3 separate regions of the Homo sapiens genome follow, and all the other regions are linked to region 2. The links are chromatin contacts, found by Hi-C or POLR2A ChIA-PET in ENCODE. All regions are on one chromosome and are shown on one strand. Each heading gives the region's core, a stretch centred on a gene start or an enhancer-like site at or near the end of the contact. The rest is flanking DNA. Distances are from core to core; before and after follow the strand shown.

What was found. A loop is a pair of places that touch in the nucleus more often than their neighbours do. ChIA-PET counts read pairs that join two places held with the same protein, here RNA polymerase II (POLR2A). Pooled maps may share reads with other maps.
Region 1: a pooled map shows a loop between it and region 2 (1.9-fold over the local background). The contact joins the promoter of HSPB2-C11orf52 here to the promoter of RBM7 in region 2. A Hi-C loop is called at or near these places in 9 of 50 pooled maps. POLR2A ChIA-PET finds 5 or more read pairs at or near these places in 2 of 52 experiments (CD4-positive, alpha-beta T cell and naive thymus-derived CD4-positive, alpha-beta T cell).
Region 3: a map of CD4-positive, alpha-beta T cell shows a loop between it and region 2 (6-fold over the local background). The contact joins the promoter of DIXDC1 here to the promoter of RBM7 in region 2. A Hi-C loop is called at or near these places in 1 of 168 maps with a recorded cell type or tissue (CD4-positive, alpha-beta T cell) and 11 of 50 pooled maps. POLR2A ChIA-PET finds 5 or more read pairs at or near these places in 2 of 52 experiments (CD4-positive, alpha-beta T cell and naive thymus-derived CD4-positive, alpha-beta T cell).

The regions. Positions count from the first base shown.
Region 1 is chr11:111,911,486-111,916,324 of GRCh38, forward strand. It overlaps HSPB2-C11orf52 (HSPB2-C11orf52 readthrough (NMD candidate)), which reads left to right and starts at 1,251. Exons shown (of 5, transcript NR_037651.1): 1 at 1,251-1,438. It overlaps CRYAB (crystallin alpha B), which reads right to left and starts at 285. Exons shown (of 3, transcript NM_001289808.2): 1 at 39-285. The coding sequence starts at 239. It overlaps HSPB2 (heat shock protein family B (small) member 2), which reads left to right and starts at 1,249. Exons shown (of 2, transcript NM_001541.4): 1 at 1,249-1,438; 2 at 1,956-2,608. The coding sequence starts at 1,345. The coding sequence ends at 2,410. RefSeq lists an enhancer at 2,000-2,653.
Region 2 is chr11:114,399,246-114,403,572 of GRCh38, forward strand. It overlaps RBM7 (RNA binding motif protein 7), which reads left to right and starts at 1,421. Exons shown (of 5, transcript NM_001286045.2): 1 at 1,421-1,522; 2 at 2,453-2,615; 3 at 3,583-3,670. The coding sequence starts at 1,427. C11orf71 (chromosome 11 open reading frame 71) reads right to left here and starts at 1,266. Exons shown (of 1, transcript NM_001271562.2): 1 at 1-1,266. The coding sequence starts at 1,086. The coding sequence ends at 715. RefSeq lists enhancers at 508-1,050, 764-1,153, 1,051-1,593.
Region 3 is chr11:111,933,684-111,938,682 of GRCh38, forward strand. DIXDC1 (DIX domain containing 1) reads left to right here and starts at 3,660. Exons shown (of 20, transcript NM_001037954.4): 1 at 3,660-3,876. The coding sequence starts at 3,817. RefSeq lists a silencer at 3,437-3,536.

The DNA.
Region 1 (4,839 bases), core at 1-2,500, 2.5 Mb before region 2:
AGTAAGGACTCTCCCGTCCTAGCTGTGGGGAGACTCACCTCTGAGAGTCCAGTGTCAAACCAGCTGGGTGCCCGCAGGAAGGAGGGTGGCCGAAGGTAGAAGGGACTCAGGGAAGTAGACGTCGGGAAAAGATCAGACTCCAACAGGTGCTCTCCGAAGAACTGGTCAAAGAGGCGGCTGGGGGAGTGGAAAGGAAAGAAGGGGCGGCGGATCCAGGGGTGGTGGATGGCGATGTCCATGGTGGCTAGGTGAGTGTGAGGGGTCAGCTGGCTGGTCAGCTCCTTCAGCTGCAGCTACAGCCAGCCCCTTATATATGCAGTCTTGTGAAGCTTCTGGAATGGTGATGTCAGGGGTTTTATTATCCTAGCTCACCAGCAGTTCATGGAGACTTGTGATCCGGGATTTGGCAATGTGACACATACCCAGTACTCACTGAGCTAAGAAAAGAGAGACACAAACACGTCTGAGCCGGCCAGTGACTTGTCATGGTCTTGTTTCACTAGCTTTCTGTCCACACCCAATGGCACCCACCCCCACCCCTGTTCTCTGAAGCTGGTACAGAGTCAGGAATCCCAAGCAGGCACGCGGGGTGGGGGGAGGATGGGAGCCGGCGTAGTGTGCCCCTCCTCCTCCTTTCCAGTCCTGAATGCCAGGGGAATCAGGCCAGCAACTATCTTGGGCCTGGGCAGGGACTGGAATCTTCCTAGGCTGAGCCCCAGGGACATTAACTCTTTGTGAGTCCTTGGAAGAGAGCAGTGATGGTCAACATGTCAGCACCAGCCATCTGCCTCGTGCCCTGGGTTGACCTGGGTTTAGGAGAGGATCCCACATCTGGGCAGAAAGACCCCACCCCCTGAAAAAAGAGCAAACAGATTTCTTGCATCTTTCGTTCTATGTGGCTCTCAGAACATTAAATCCAGGAGTGCTTTAGGAATTGGGTGCACAGTGCCTGCCACCGAAGAGGAGAAAATGAGGTGTGGAAACGTGCAAACCGTTTGTGAGGGTCTCAGCGAGGCCTCTTCATGCCCCAGGCACCACCAGCTCCCCCTCCCCAGCTCGTTCCCAGCCAGGACCCTCAGCTGTCCTCTCAGGCCCCCTGCGACAGCTGAAGAGTGTGCGGGGGAGGGGACTAGGGGTCCGGGCGGCGCTGGTCACACCCTCGTTGCTCTCACTCAGGGCCCCCACTCCCAGCCCCTCCCCCCCCAAGAGGCTCGGCACTATTTTGGGTGGTGTCGACCCCGCCCCCACCTCCTATCGAGCCCTGGCTCTCCGGGCAGCTGGAGGGGTCGCGCTGCGCCTGTTGGGGCTGCACCTCGGACCAGGGCTTCTGCTGCATCTGCAGCCATGTCGGGCCGCTCAGTGCCACATGCCCACCCGGCCACCGCCGAGTACGAATTTGCCAACCCGAGCCGCCTGGGTGAGCAGCGCTTCGGAGAAGGTATGGCACAGACACCACCCCCTTGCCCCCCACCCCCACCCCCTGAAATTCTGGGCTGACCTCCCAACGTTGCTGGCCTCCACCCCACTCTGGGCTTAACTGATCTCCTGGGACCAGCCACCCCCCACCCCAGACTACCCCTCATCCCCTCCAAGCAGAGATCTTTCCCATTCCTGCTGACCTCAAGACACACTTGGTGCTTGCAGTGCTGATACCTGCTCTTTGCCGGCCTGGGTGTGCCTCCTTGTCCCCCTTCTATCCACCCAGGCCGTTTGGTGCCTCCTCCTCCTCCCCCTCCTCCTCCTTCTCCTCCTCCTCCTCCCTTTCCTTTCCGTTCTCTTTCCCCTCTTCCGAGCTGCCTTCTCCTCCTAGCTACAGTGTGGCCTCCCTCCCGTTCCCTACTCCTCCTGACTCCCCTCTTGCTCTTCCCAATCCCTCCTCTCCAGATTTCCCATTTCGCCCCTGTGCCAGCCTCATCCTCCCTCATCCTGCCTCTTGCCTTCTCTCTGCCCTTTAGGCCTCCTGCCAGAAGAGATCCTGACCCCCACACTCTACCATGGCTACTATGTCCGGCCTCGGGCCGCCCCAGCTGGGGAGGGCAGCAGGGCAGGGGCCTCCGAGCTTAGGCTCAGTGAGGGCAAGTTCCAGGCATTTCTGGATGTGAGCCACTTTACCCCAGACGAGGTGACTGTGAGGACTGTGGATAACCTGCTGGAGGTGTCTGCCCGGCACCCCCAGCGCCTGGACCGCCACGGCTTCGTGTCCCGAGAGTTCTGCCGCACCTATGTCCTGCCTGCTGATGTCGACCCCTGGCGAGTCCGAGCTGCTCTCTCCCATGATGGCATCTTAAACCTGGAAGCACCTCGGGGTGGCCGACATTTGGACACAGAGGTCAATGAGGTCTACATCTCCCTGCTCCCTGCGCCTCCTGATCCAGAGGAAGAGGAGGAGGCAGCCATAGTTGAGCCCTGATTGCCACAGACCCAGCACCCAGCAAATCCCTCTCTACCTCCCAAGGTGATATGGGCAGCTGCCCACCACTCCAGAGGTAGCAGCATCCTTGGGGGAAGGGAAAGGTGCATGGTCCACAATGTATGGTTTGGTCCCATGGGACATGTCATAGCCTTGGTTTAGTTTTGGGTGGAGCTGAATAAACCCAAATCTCAGGGCCTTGTTTGTACTGCTCCCTATTCTGTGGCCGGGAAGCTGGGATGGGGAGGGAGGGAGGAGGTCACAGCCAGCTAGACAAAAAGCTCCTCAGTTTGATGTGCCCAACGTCATAGGACCCTGAGCTCGCACTTGGATGCTGAGATCACACCCGGAAGCTGACTCTGGCTCCAGATCAAATTCCTAGCCATAATTTTCTCACAATGCAACAAAAGAGAGAGTGATCCTGGGAGGGAAAAGGGATATGCCATCCAAACAGCCCAGAGGGCACTGTCTGAGCTGGTGATTAGAGACACAAAAACAAGGGTCTCCAGACTGTCTGGCCCTTTTTGGGTAGGGGCTGGGAAAATGGTTTTTGGCTGGTGAGAGTTGCCTAAAGTCCTGGAGTGAATACTTTGTTTTCATGTACTAAGGTCTGTCCACTTAAATGGTCACTGATTTTGAGAGCCTGAGTATGCATACACAGGGCACAGACACAAAGCCTCTCCAATTATCACGGAACCCCATTACCTTCCCATCCTCTGGGGGTACGGTGTATTCAGGAAAGCCTGAGGTCTGTCCCCTCAGTTATTCTCTGCAATCAAGAGAACATCCAGCTACATGATTTGGGGGAAGTGTCCAAAAGACCTTCCTGCCTCCAAATACATATTTCATTAGGCTGTGGTAGATACCTACAATTCTTCCATTAAAGCAGTTGTTTCTTGGCTGGGTGCAGCAGCTCACACCTGTAATCCCAGTACTTTGGGAGGCCGAGGCAGGAGGATCACTTGAGCCCAAGAGTAAGAGACCAGCCTGGGCAATAGAGTGCAACCTTGTCTCTACAAAAAAATAAAAATTAGCCAGGCATGGTGGTGCATGCCTGTAGTCCCAGCTACTTGGGAGGCTGAGGTGGGAGGATGAGCTAGGGAGGTTGAAGCTGCAGTGAGCTGAGATTGCGCCACTGCACTCCAGCCTGGGTGACAGAGTGAGACCCTGCCTCAAAAAAATTAAATTGAATTGAATTAAATTAAGTGGTTGTTTCTTAACTTTTGGGAGTTATAGACCCTTCTGAAAATCTGACAAAAGCTATAGCTGCTCTTACCAGAAAAATACATATGCTCCCAAATTTGGCAATACAATTTGAATAGGTTCCCACAACTCTTAAGACCCATTCACATACCCCCCTTAGGGATCTGTGGACCTCCAGGATAACAGAACTCACTTGAGGAATTCGACTTTTGGTTAAAAGATTGCTGTCTATTAAAAATGAAAGCATGCCCCAGAGAAATAACATTTGACATATTTAACTGTTCATTCATTCATTCAGTAAATATTTATCAAACCTCATGTAATACACCTTGGGGGATATACATTGTAAATATAAATTATAAAAACTATTAGCTTTTATTGTCAACTTTCCAGAATCTAGTTGAGAAGAAAAATAATAAGAAAAGGATTCTACTTAGACTTCAACCAAAATAGCTTCACATTGATATGTTTTGTAACTGAGCTTTATTTAAAGGAAAGGGTTTCCTAGCTATAAGAAATTTGAAAACTTCTGATTTAGTCCAAATCCCCTCTCCATTCAAATGCTTTTAAAGTTATTAATCAACTTATTCGGGGACATTCTGAATAACAGACAACTTAGAACTTCTCACGGTAGTCGTTTCCATGTTCTTTCTTTTCTTTTTTAGACAGGGTCTTGTTCTGTTGCTCAGGATGGAGTGCAGTGGCATGATCATGGCTCACTGCAGCCTCAACCTCCCTTGCTCAAGCAATCCTCCTGCCTCAGCCTCCTGAGTAGCTGGGACTACAGGTGTGTGCCACCACGCCTGGCTAATTTTTTACTTTTTCTGGAGATGAGGTCTCGCCTTGTTGTCCAGGCTGGTCTTGAACTCCTGGACTCAAGCAATCCTCTATCCTTGGTCTGCCACAGTACTGGGATTACAGGTGTGAGCCTCTGTACCTGGCCTTCCATTTTCTTTTTGGTCTTAACTGACTTAACCGTTATAAATTCCTCCTTTTGTTGAATCAAAATCTGCATTTCAGTAACTTCTCTGGAAAACAAACACAATGGTTTTTTCACTGAAAATCCTTCTGATATTTAAAGATAACCATCCTGTCTTCCTGAGGCTTCCCTTTCCCAGCTAAACATGCCTAGTTCTTTTTTTTTTTTTTAAGACAAAGTCTCTCTCTGTCACCGAGGCTGGGTGTACAGTGGTGTCATCTCCCCTCACTGCAACCTCCTCCTCCTG
Region 2 (4,327 bases), core at 171-2,670:
AATGAACAAACACACATTTCAAGGAGGGCACTACAGTGAGTAGATGAACAGTTTTCTGATAGGAGATTGTACAAGTAATGTTTTCACCAGTGTATTTTAGGACAGCAGATTCAGATTAATGCGCTGGGACTGAATGCAAATAGTAAAATTACAAATATAAAGTAAAAATTTGGAACCTTTGCCAAAGAAAGGAATAATAAATTGATTTAATAATTTGAAAGAACTGTAAGGTTTAGGTTTTGTTCTTATTTTTAGTGCGACTGAGATTGGAGTCTGTTTGTAGACATATCTGAAAAAAGTGAAGGGGGAGATGGAAGATGGTAAATGCCAAGGAAAAGATGGAAGGATAAATCAGTGTAATAAAAAGGAGCACTTCTTTTTCGCCAACAGAAGTAAAGGTAAAGGTTAAGTGTCTGAGTTAACGAATGGATTGTTGACCTCTGGGGAGGGTGCTCCCATCAGCTCAGCTTTGTGACGACCTAAGAATATCCCTTCCACACCTTTCCTGATCCAATCGTTCTGGCTGCATAAAACCACCTAAATCAATCAACTGTTACACTTCCCTTAGTGCTAGGACATATTCATATAACTCCCACGTATTAAATGAAAATACATCCATCTAAAAATAAAACAACACGATTGCTGCTACACCAAGAAAGGATTTTAAAAAGGCCTGTTCACAAGCTAAGTGAGGGCCAGAGGAAAGGTGTTCGTTTAAACTGAAATTCGAGCTGCGATAACACCTCCTAATGCAATCAAACGCTGTTGCAGCACACTTCTTAGGAGATCGGGTTCAACGGCAGGGATTGGGTAAGGTGAGAATCTGGCTTGGCGGCTCCGGCCCCGGCCATCTGGTTCCCTTGGGCTCCGGCCGCCACCATCCACTCGACGGCTCTCGGCCCGAACGCTTGGTCGCACCGCCTGCCGAGGTCCTAGATGAATCGCTTCAGGCCTGGAAACGAGGAAGCCGTCTCCGGAGACCATCGCCAACGCTGACGCCCGCGGTCTGAGGTCGCCATGGGAAGAGCGGTAGGCCACCCTGCTCCTCTGATCACCGGAGGACAGGGACACATTGTTCAGGGCCATATTCAAACACTGCCCGCAGTACTTGCGTTACGTCCCTTTGTGAAGGCAGGCCCTTCGCGGCTCCCCAGATCAGTCCAGCCTGTGTCGGACCCGATGACTAAGCACACAGGAACCCATAACTGAGCCTGCGGAAGAGCCAGAAGCCGCCTTGCCTTTAACGAGGGGTATCCTGGCGAGCATGCGCAGACCGTCCGCGCACGTCGTCGCCCGCTGAGAGCAAGCGCAACGGGCGTTTTCGTTTGTGACGCCAGGGAGCGTGAGGACGTGGGGCTTCCGTGAATGCGCAGTGGGTGCGTCGGCCACGACCTTTTGGCCAGGTTAGGGAGGGGGCGACGCTGAGATGGGGGCGGCGGCGGCGGAAGCGGATCGCACTCTCTTTGTGGGCAACCTTGAAACGAAAGTGACCGAGGAGCTCCTTTTCGAGCTTTTCCACCAGGTAAGCGGCTGGGTTCGGCCCTTTGCCTTTCGTTTTCCGTCTCGCCTAGGGCCTGGCCAGCGGCCACCCCGTTTTCTTTTCGTAGCCGTCAGGGGACCCGACGGGTGGCTGTTTGGGGGTGAAAGGCGGGTCTGGGTTGCGAAACGCTCGCTGGGTGTCGCTTTCCTGGAAGATCTTGGTTCGTTTAGGCCGAAAGTGACGACTAAAGGTGGTGGAGGGATCCTCGATCAGGTTTCCCGTGGTAGAGATCCAGGGGTCCTTGGGAACACAGTGTGTGTGTAGGGTCTTCGTTGAGCAGTGCTTTTTCTTATCCTTCCTGTTGTCATCTTCCCCTTAGGATAATTTGTCTTTGGTTTATCTGACTGGGAACTTAATATTTTAATTTATTTGTGTCTGTTTTCCCCTAAAGTTTGCTTATCAAATTGCAGCATTATTAAAATATGTAAAATAAAATGGTTAAGTACTCCGTAGAAAAACAGCATTTTAGTGTTGCTGTATTAAAAAGTGTGAAAAATTCTGAGTATCCTATTCCCCCCATCCCTATCCCCTAATAACTGGTATTGTTTGATTAATCAATACAAAAGTCCGTTTTTAGTTAAAGAAAATCATTCTCTTGTTCTTGATAAATGTTCATTTTCATGGAGTGGCAAAATAATGGCGATTGGTCACTATGTTAAGCCATACAGTGCTGTGAATTGCAAAAGTGATTGTGTTTCCAGTTCCTTATGGGCCCCCTTCCCCAAATAAATCTAATGTTCAGTCATAACTAGGATGTTTACTGTAGCCAAAATGGAAATCCGTGCATCATTTTCAAAAGAAGTTTCTGATTACGTTTCTGTTGTTTTTAAACTTTGTCATATCTTATTTGTAAAATTTGAGTATTTTCCCTTAGTTGCTTTATTTAAATTCTAAACACCTTTTTGTTTGTAGGCTGGGCCAGTAATAAAGGTGAAAATTCCAAAAGATAAGGATGGTAAACCAAAGCAGTTTGCGTTTGTGAATTTCAAACATGAAGTGTCTGTTCCTTATGCAATGAATCTACTTAATGGAATCAAACTTTATGGAAGGCCTATCAAAATTCAATTTAGATCAGGTAACTGCCCAATGAGGTTCGGGGGGCATTGTTTCCTGCTGTTTTTAAATTTATTATTCAGTTTTAAAGAACCTCTTATTTGTAGATGAAACTTCTTTCTTAAGCATTGTGAATAGTAAACTTTATATAGCAAACTTTATATATCCCTGAAAACGGGTAACATTGACACATGGATTTTGAAATTAGAATTTCAAAACTGAGCTTAAAGTTTCATTTTGGGTTAGTGAAAAAACATAAACTGTATCACTAAGAGAGCTGGGCTTGGGTACTCTGAAAAGAGCTAGGTTTATTTTCTGAAAATACTTCTCCTGGCTGCTTTGTAATTACTTTTATATATTTTGGTTCTTGATCATGTGAGGATGAAACTGTCCATGTATCCAGTGTTACAATTTAGGGTGGAGATCAGAAAATTATGGTCAGATTGGATATTTATGGAGTGCTTTGTTTTGCTTATCTGATATTATACACTTATAATTTTCACCCCGATGAAGCCGTAAAGCGGTCTACAGCAGCTTGAGATTCTTTTTTTTTTTTTTTTTTTTTTTTTTTTTTTTTTTTTTTGAGATGGAGTCTTGCCCTGTTGCCTAGGCTGGAGTGCAGTGGTGCAATTTCAGCTCACTGCAACCTCTGCCTCCCAGGTTCAAGTGATTCTCCTGCCTTAGCCTCCTGAGTAGCTGGGATTACAGGTGCACGCCACCACGCCTGGCTAATTCTTTGTATTTTTAGTAGAGGTGGGGTTTCACCATGTTGGTCAGGCTGGTCTCGAACTCCTGGCCTCGAGAGATGTGCCCACGTCAGCCTCCCAAAGTGCTGGGATTACAGGCGTCAGCCACCGCGCCCGGCCAGTAGTTTGAGATTTTTCTCTTTTAGATTGTGTTTACCTTTTTGGAGTGATTTCAAGTGGGGAAGACAAAATTTCAAATTAGATTTTCTATCAAGAATAATTTTTCAAATTGTTTCATTTTAGGAAGTAGTCATGCCCCACAAGATGTCAGTTTGTCATATCCCCAACATCATGTTGGAAATTCAAGCCCTACCTCCACATCTCCTAGCAGGTAATATTTCTCACTTATTGTTAAGATCATTTATCAGGAATTCTTATAGGGAATAGCCTCAAAACACATGAGTAAATAGTCTCCTTCATTATTCTCTTATCTCTTCATTCTGCCGTTATTACTTGCCTTTTGGGGTTGTTGTTATGTATCTATTCTAAGGGGTATAGAATGTGTCTATTCTATAGACAAACACATTGTATATAGTCCCCTTAGAATAGATACGTATATAACTATTTGTTGATTTGTAGCGACATAACCATACCCACATATGTGTACAGTACATGTATACACTTGAAACAAAATTTCTCAAAACATTATTTACCCTCACTACTTGGATTACTATTTCATTTAAAACATTTTAAAATTTATTTTACAGTCATTAATTGGTTGTTACTTACAGTTGAAAAATACCAGTTAGTCAACAGTCTATTGGACTAAGAATTCCTAGAATTGGATTCTAGGTCTGCATCTATCAATTGTGTAATCTTGAGCTAGTCTCCTTTCTTTAGTCCCGTCTTCCCATGTGTAAGGAAAATAAGTTGAATTAAATGATTTGTAAAATCTCTTCAGGTACTGAGTATTAGAAAATATCATATTTACTTAAATGATTTTATTTGCTTTGGGGAGGTTCATATTTTACCAGGGACAATTTTTCCC
Region 3 (4,999 bases), core at 2,410-4,909, 2.5 Mb before region 2:
TCTCTCTCAAAAAAAAAAAAAAAAAAAAGACATTATTCCAAGGGTCATTTAAAATATTTTTATTGACAATTGTAATTATTTGTTTATTCAAACTGCCTTTCTGTTTCTTTATAGTCATGAATTATTGGCCATAATAGTTGTGTTACATTTTATATAGATTTGAATTTCACACTTCTTATTTTTATGCAGAGAGAAGTCACAGGCAATATTTTCACCAAATGATGGTTTTATTTTAAGGCTCAAAGTCTTACTTAGGCTAACATCTTACTCTATTTATTAACAGACGTGATTAATGTTTCTCCCACTGGCTCATTCATTCCTTCAAGTAAAAATAGATTTACATTTTTGTAATGTAATCTTGCATTCTTATGTAATGTAATGTTGCATTCTTCATATGACAGTATTGCATAATGGTTAAGAACCTGGACTTTGGCTTCACCATTTAGTAGCTATTGGGTCTGTGACAAATTACTTCTCCAAACCTCTCTTTCTTTATATGTAAAAATCCTACTGTTTATGGTAATTGTGACAGTCAAATGAGCTAATACTAAGTGCTGAGTACAGGGTTTGGCACACAGTAAAAGCTCAATTTTGCTATTATTACTGTTATATATAGATATTTGGGTAGCTTTTAGTTTGTGGGGGAAATGTCTGCCATTATTGTCAAAATAATGCAGGACTGAGGAAGCCAGGTATAAGTTCAGAAATCAGGCAGCATGGCAGGGATATGCAGAAAGCAGTTTGCTGGGTTTCTTTGCCTCTGCTTCCAGGCAGAGTGAATGACAGCCCTGCAGCAGCAGAAGTGGTTCCAGCTACCCAGATGGCTTGCAGTTTTCCCACATACAAACACTATGGGATGCCTGATCATTGTCCCAGTTATTCCTAGTTCTTGTAGCTAGCCCTCATACTCTCCCAGCTCTTATGTTGATATTACAACATGGTGGGATCGGGAGGATGGAAGGAATACTAAATGTTAGTGTTGTTTGGAGCTAAAGCTCAGTTCTTCATCTGAGCCACTTTGTAAGGCCAACTAAGATAACTGTGGTGAACATCTCTTCTGAGCAAAAAAAAAAATGGACATTATATGGTCTGACAGGAATTTTGTGCTTTTTCCAAATGTGAGAGGCAGACTATGTAAAATAGTATAATTTTTGGAACACATCTTAATAGTCATATGGGAACAATAGAATGAATATTTTGAAATTGTACTATTTAAATCAAAATTAGATGCCATTAAAATTTTGGTTCCACAGTTGCATTAGCTGTAGTTCAAGTGCTCAGTAGCCACGTATGGCCACTATATTGTACAGCATAGATATAGAACATTTCCATCTTCACAGACAGTCCTAGTGAACACCATTGCTCTAGAATATGTGGTTTGTATAGTTATAGACTTTTAGGGAATAGTGCAATATTGGACCATATGCCTTATAATACATTTTAAAAAATCAATTCACTACAATTCTCTCTTAATTCCTCCAGCATGCTGTGATGGGCAGTGCAAAGAGCACAGGATCAGACCTCAGAGCCCTCTGGTTCAGATCTTAGTTTCCATACTGACTTGCTGAGTGACTGTGAGCACCTCTCCTAGCCTTGGTTGCTTTTTCTATGATATAAGGGACTTGGGCCAAGTAAGGAAGTTGGGCCAAAATGTTTTGGAGCTTTAAAATTCAGTGATTTCATAAGTCTTTTTCCAGAAACACTGAGCTCACAGATCCTACTTTGATCAAAGACTTGTTTGAGAAACGCTGACCTCTGGCATAGATAACTGTCAGCAGGATCTCCCTCTGATGTCTCAATATTTTCTGCTCTGTGTACAAAGCATGAGGGGCTCTCAACCAATCAGGATCCTCTACCCAGGGATCCACCAAGTAGGTACTTTGGTTTTGCATCATTATGCACGTAGATGTATTGCATGCAAGTCTGTGCTGTTGGAAATTTCATGCTTCTCTTTATAAAGGAACTTGTTGAATTGACATGGGTTAGTGACTCTCCGGGGGTGTTACACCACGAAGTGTGGTAGTGTCAAAGGGAGTTCTTGGCAGTTAAATTCCTCAGCTAGATTATGAAGGACAGTGGTCTTTGGACTTGTGGGCTGCTCAGGTTTAGAATGATTTGGTGTCTTAGCTTTTCCCCAGCATTAGCCAGAATTGAACCCACTACATTCAACCAGCAGCTGCCACTCAACACCTGTGCTGGCCCTCTGCCCCCTGCCTGTTGTGGTCAGGGAGATGTGTTCTTTTTCAGAAACATCTTTGTGTTTAGCAGCTTTAGACATTCAGACAAGATATTGCTAGCCTGGCTGCTCTTGGTGGATTTTCTTTTTCTCTAAGGACCTGAAGAGGTCATTAGGTTGAATAAGAGCCATTACTGACTTTTCTGGCTAAGGTACTAATCAGGATTTGAGGAGGAATCTGGGTCTTCCAGAAAATCATAAGTGTAGACTCCTAGATCCTTGAGCTGCCTGTCACTGATTGGCTGCGTCCTTGGACAAGGCCCTGACCTTCTCTGAGCCCTAATGCTCTGTAAACCCTTCCTCTCCATCTGGGATCACGAGGTGGAATGTAAAATGAATGTTTTTTCAGCTTCGAGTTTTCCTATAGAAACAAGAGTTTGCACTGAGTTGCAAATGACTAGTATTCCTAAAAATAAATAATCAAGGCTATGACTTGAATAGCTAGAAACAGCCTAGAATAGCTTTCTGTTTCACTTGAGGAAGCTTTTTACCTCTTTCAAATGCACCAGGACATTTTTGCAGTCTTTATTTTAATTAAAGCCCATTTATTTTAAAACACATTAAAATATGGGTTGTATATTTTAGCAGTTATTTTATAAAGAATGAAATAGGAAAATTTTGGAAAAGGCTTGGTCATCCTTGATGTTTCTGTTGCGATCCTGCGTGATGTTTAGCACTGTTCTATTGAATGTGTTCTGATACCATCAATAACTAAAGTTCTTTTTATCCTCTTTTCCCCCTTTCTTCCTCTGCTCTTTCTCTTTCTTATTTCTTTCCCTTCTGCTTCCTCTTCTTTAGCTTGACCTCACTGTCCAGGGCCCATGTGGAAAAAGGTTGCTGTTTTCGGTTAGTCTGGGGGAAAATCCTATGATTCACTCCCTTTCCCACCCACCTTCTGGTGGGCCGTTTGTGGCCTTAAGTTAGCAGTGTGTGTGTGTGTGTGTGTGTGTGTGTGTGTGTGTTGCGCACCCTCCCCACGGGCACACCCGCCTGCAAGCCTGGTGTGTGTGTGCGCGCGCGCGGCTGCAAGCGCATGCATACGCCAGCCGGGCCGCCTGTTTGTCAACGTGTGTGTGTGTATGTGTGTATGTGTGTATGTGTGTGTGTGTGTGTATGCACACAGCGCGCACATACAGCAGCACGTTTGCCTAAAAGCCGTGTGAGTGTGTGTGTGTGTAGCGCACGCACACACGCCCGTGCTGCGGCCCGGGCGGGGGGGGGGTGTGCGCGTGCGTGCGGGCGTGCAGCGCGCGCCCTCGCCAGCCCGCCTGGCCGTGCGGCTTTCCCGCAGGAAAGCGGGGCTGGGGGCAGCCCGGCAGCGCCGCTCAACCTAGTGCGCGCCCAGTTGTTTCCATAGGAACCGCGACCGCGCCGGGCCCCTCCAGCGGAGGCCCCCGTGCGAGCATGCCCAGTGCAAGCCGCTAGTTTGGCTCCAGTCTAGGTTTCCAGTAAGTGGCATGCGGGACTCCGGAGGGATCCCAATGAGCTGAGCCGAGAGCCTTTGTGTGCAGAGGGAGGAGGAGGAGGCGGCGGCGGCCGCCGGGCTGGAGACCCCGCCCGGGGAGCCCCCAGCAGGAACAATGCTAGCCTGCCTGACCCGAGGGAACTTACTGGACGTCCTGCAGGAGGGCTTCAATGAGGTAACTGTCCTGCTCCTCCCACTCCTCAGCTCCCCTCCCCCAGCGTCTCCCGCCCAGTCTCCGGAAGGGGTCCTCCTCCTCCTCCATCCTTTGGGGACCCCAGAGCAAATCGCCCCCAGAACCCCAAAGGGGCTAAGGTGGTACTTACGGTGCAGATGGGTGAACCAGGAGAAATCAGAAGGGCTGCCTGCCCACAGCTAAGCTGGGCCATGACCTTCCCTGGTAGCTTACCTGAGCCCAAGAGGACAGGACCACAAATTCAGAAATCACCTCCTTCCAGAAGAGGGGGTCTCCATCCTCCCTAGAGCTTCTCTCTCCAAGGAAATCCTCAGGGAATCCCTGGATATTTGGCAAAAGTGCTCATCTATATCAGGAGCTAACCAGCGGAGCCAAGGGAGGGTGGAGTGGTACTGCATTGGTAGAAAGTTTGAGAGGGCAGGGGACTGTAGATGGTCCATGTGAAGTGCCCTCTTCATGTCTGAATCTCTTTCTGAGTGCGGGGCAGTAGATTTCTCTGCAATCAAGGACATGGTTGTCTGAGAGGAGCTACTGAGCGAGAGGGGACCTGGGTCCTGGGTCCAGGGAGCCAGCGCGTGCACCGGTCCATGTGAGAGCAGAGGAACTGGGGCCTCACTCTGACAGGCAAGATGGGCTAGGGCCGACAAGGGGTCATTTCCTCCCCACTTGTTTCTCTTACAATTCTGTTTATTGCATTTGCTTTTCTTGTGACCCAGGAAATTCTGGTTTGGGATGCTTCCCCCTCAAGATTTGCTCCATACGTCTTCGACTGCAGCTAAGCCCTACTCTTGCGGGTTGTCTTAGCCCAGCATCCAGGGAAACCTAGGCTGTTAGTTGTGTCTTTCTTCATTTCTCTCTCGCTCCTTTTCCTTCCATCTCTCTCTTTCTTCTCTCTGTGACTCTCTGAAATTTAAGATTTTTAAAATCAGTTTTTACTCAACATATGAATACATTGTCTTCTTAAATATGAGCATTTGATAGGCAAGACTGAAGTGCCTTTGGCTCCCCCCACCCATTCCAGCCTTTTCTCCAGAAATAACCATTCTCATGAATTCGTGTATAAGATTTTATTTCTCCAGCTGCACTACAGACTCCTTCCTTAATT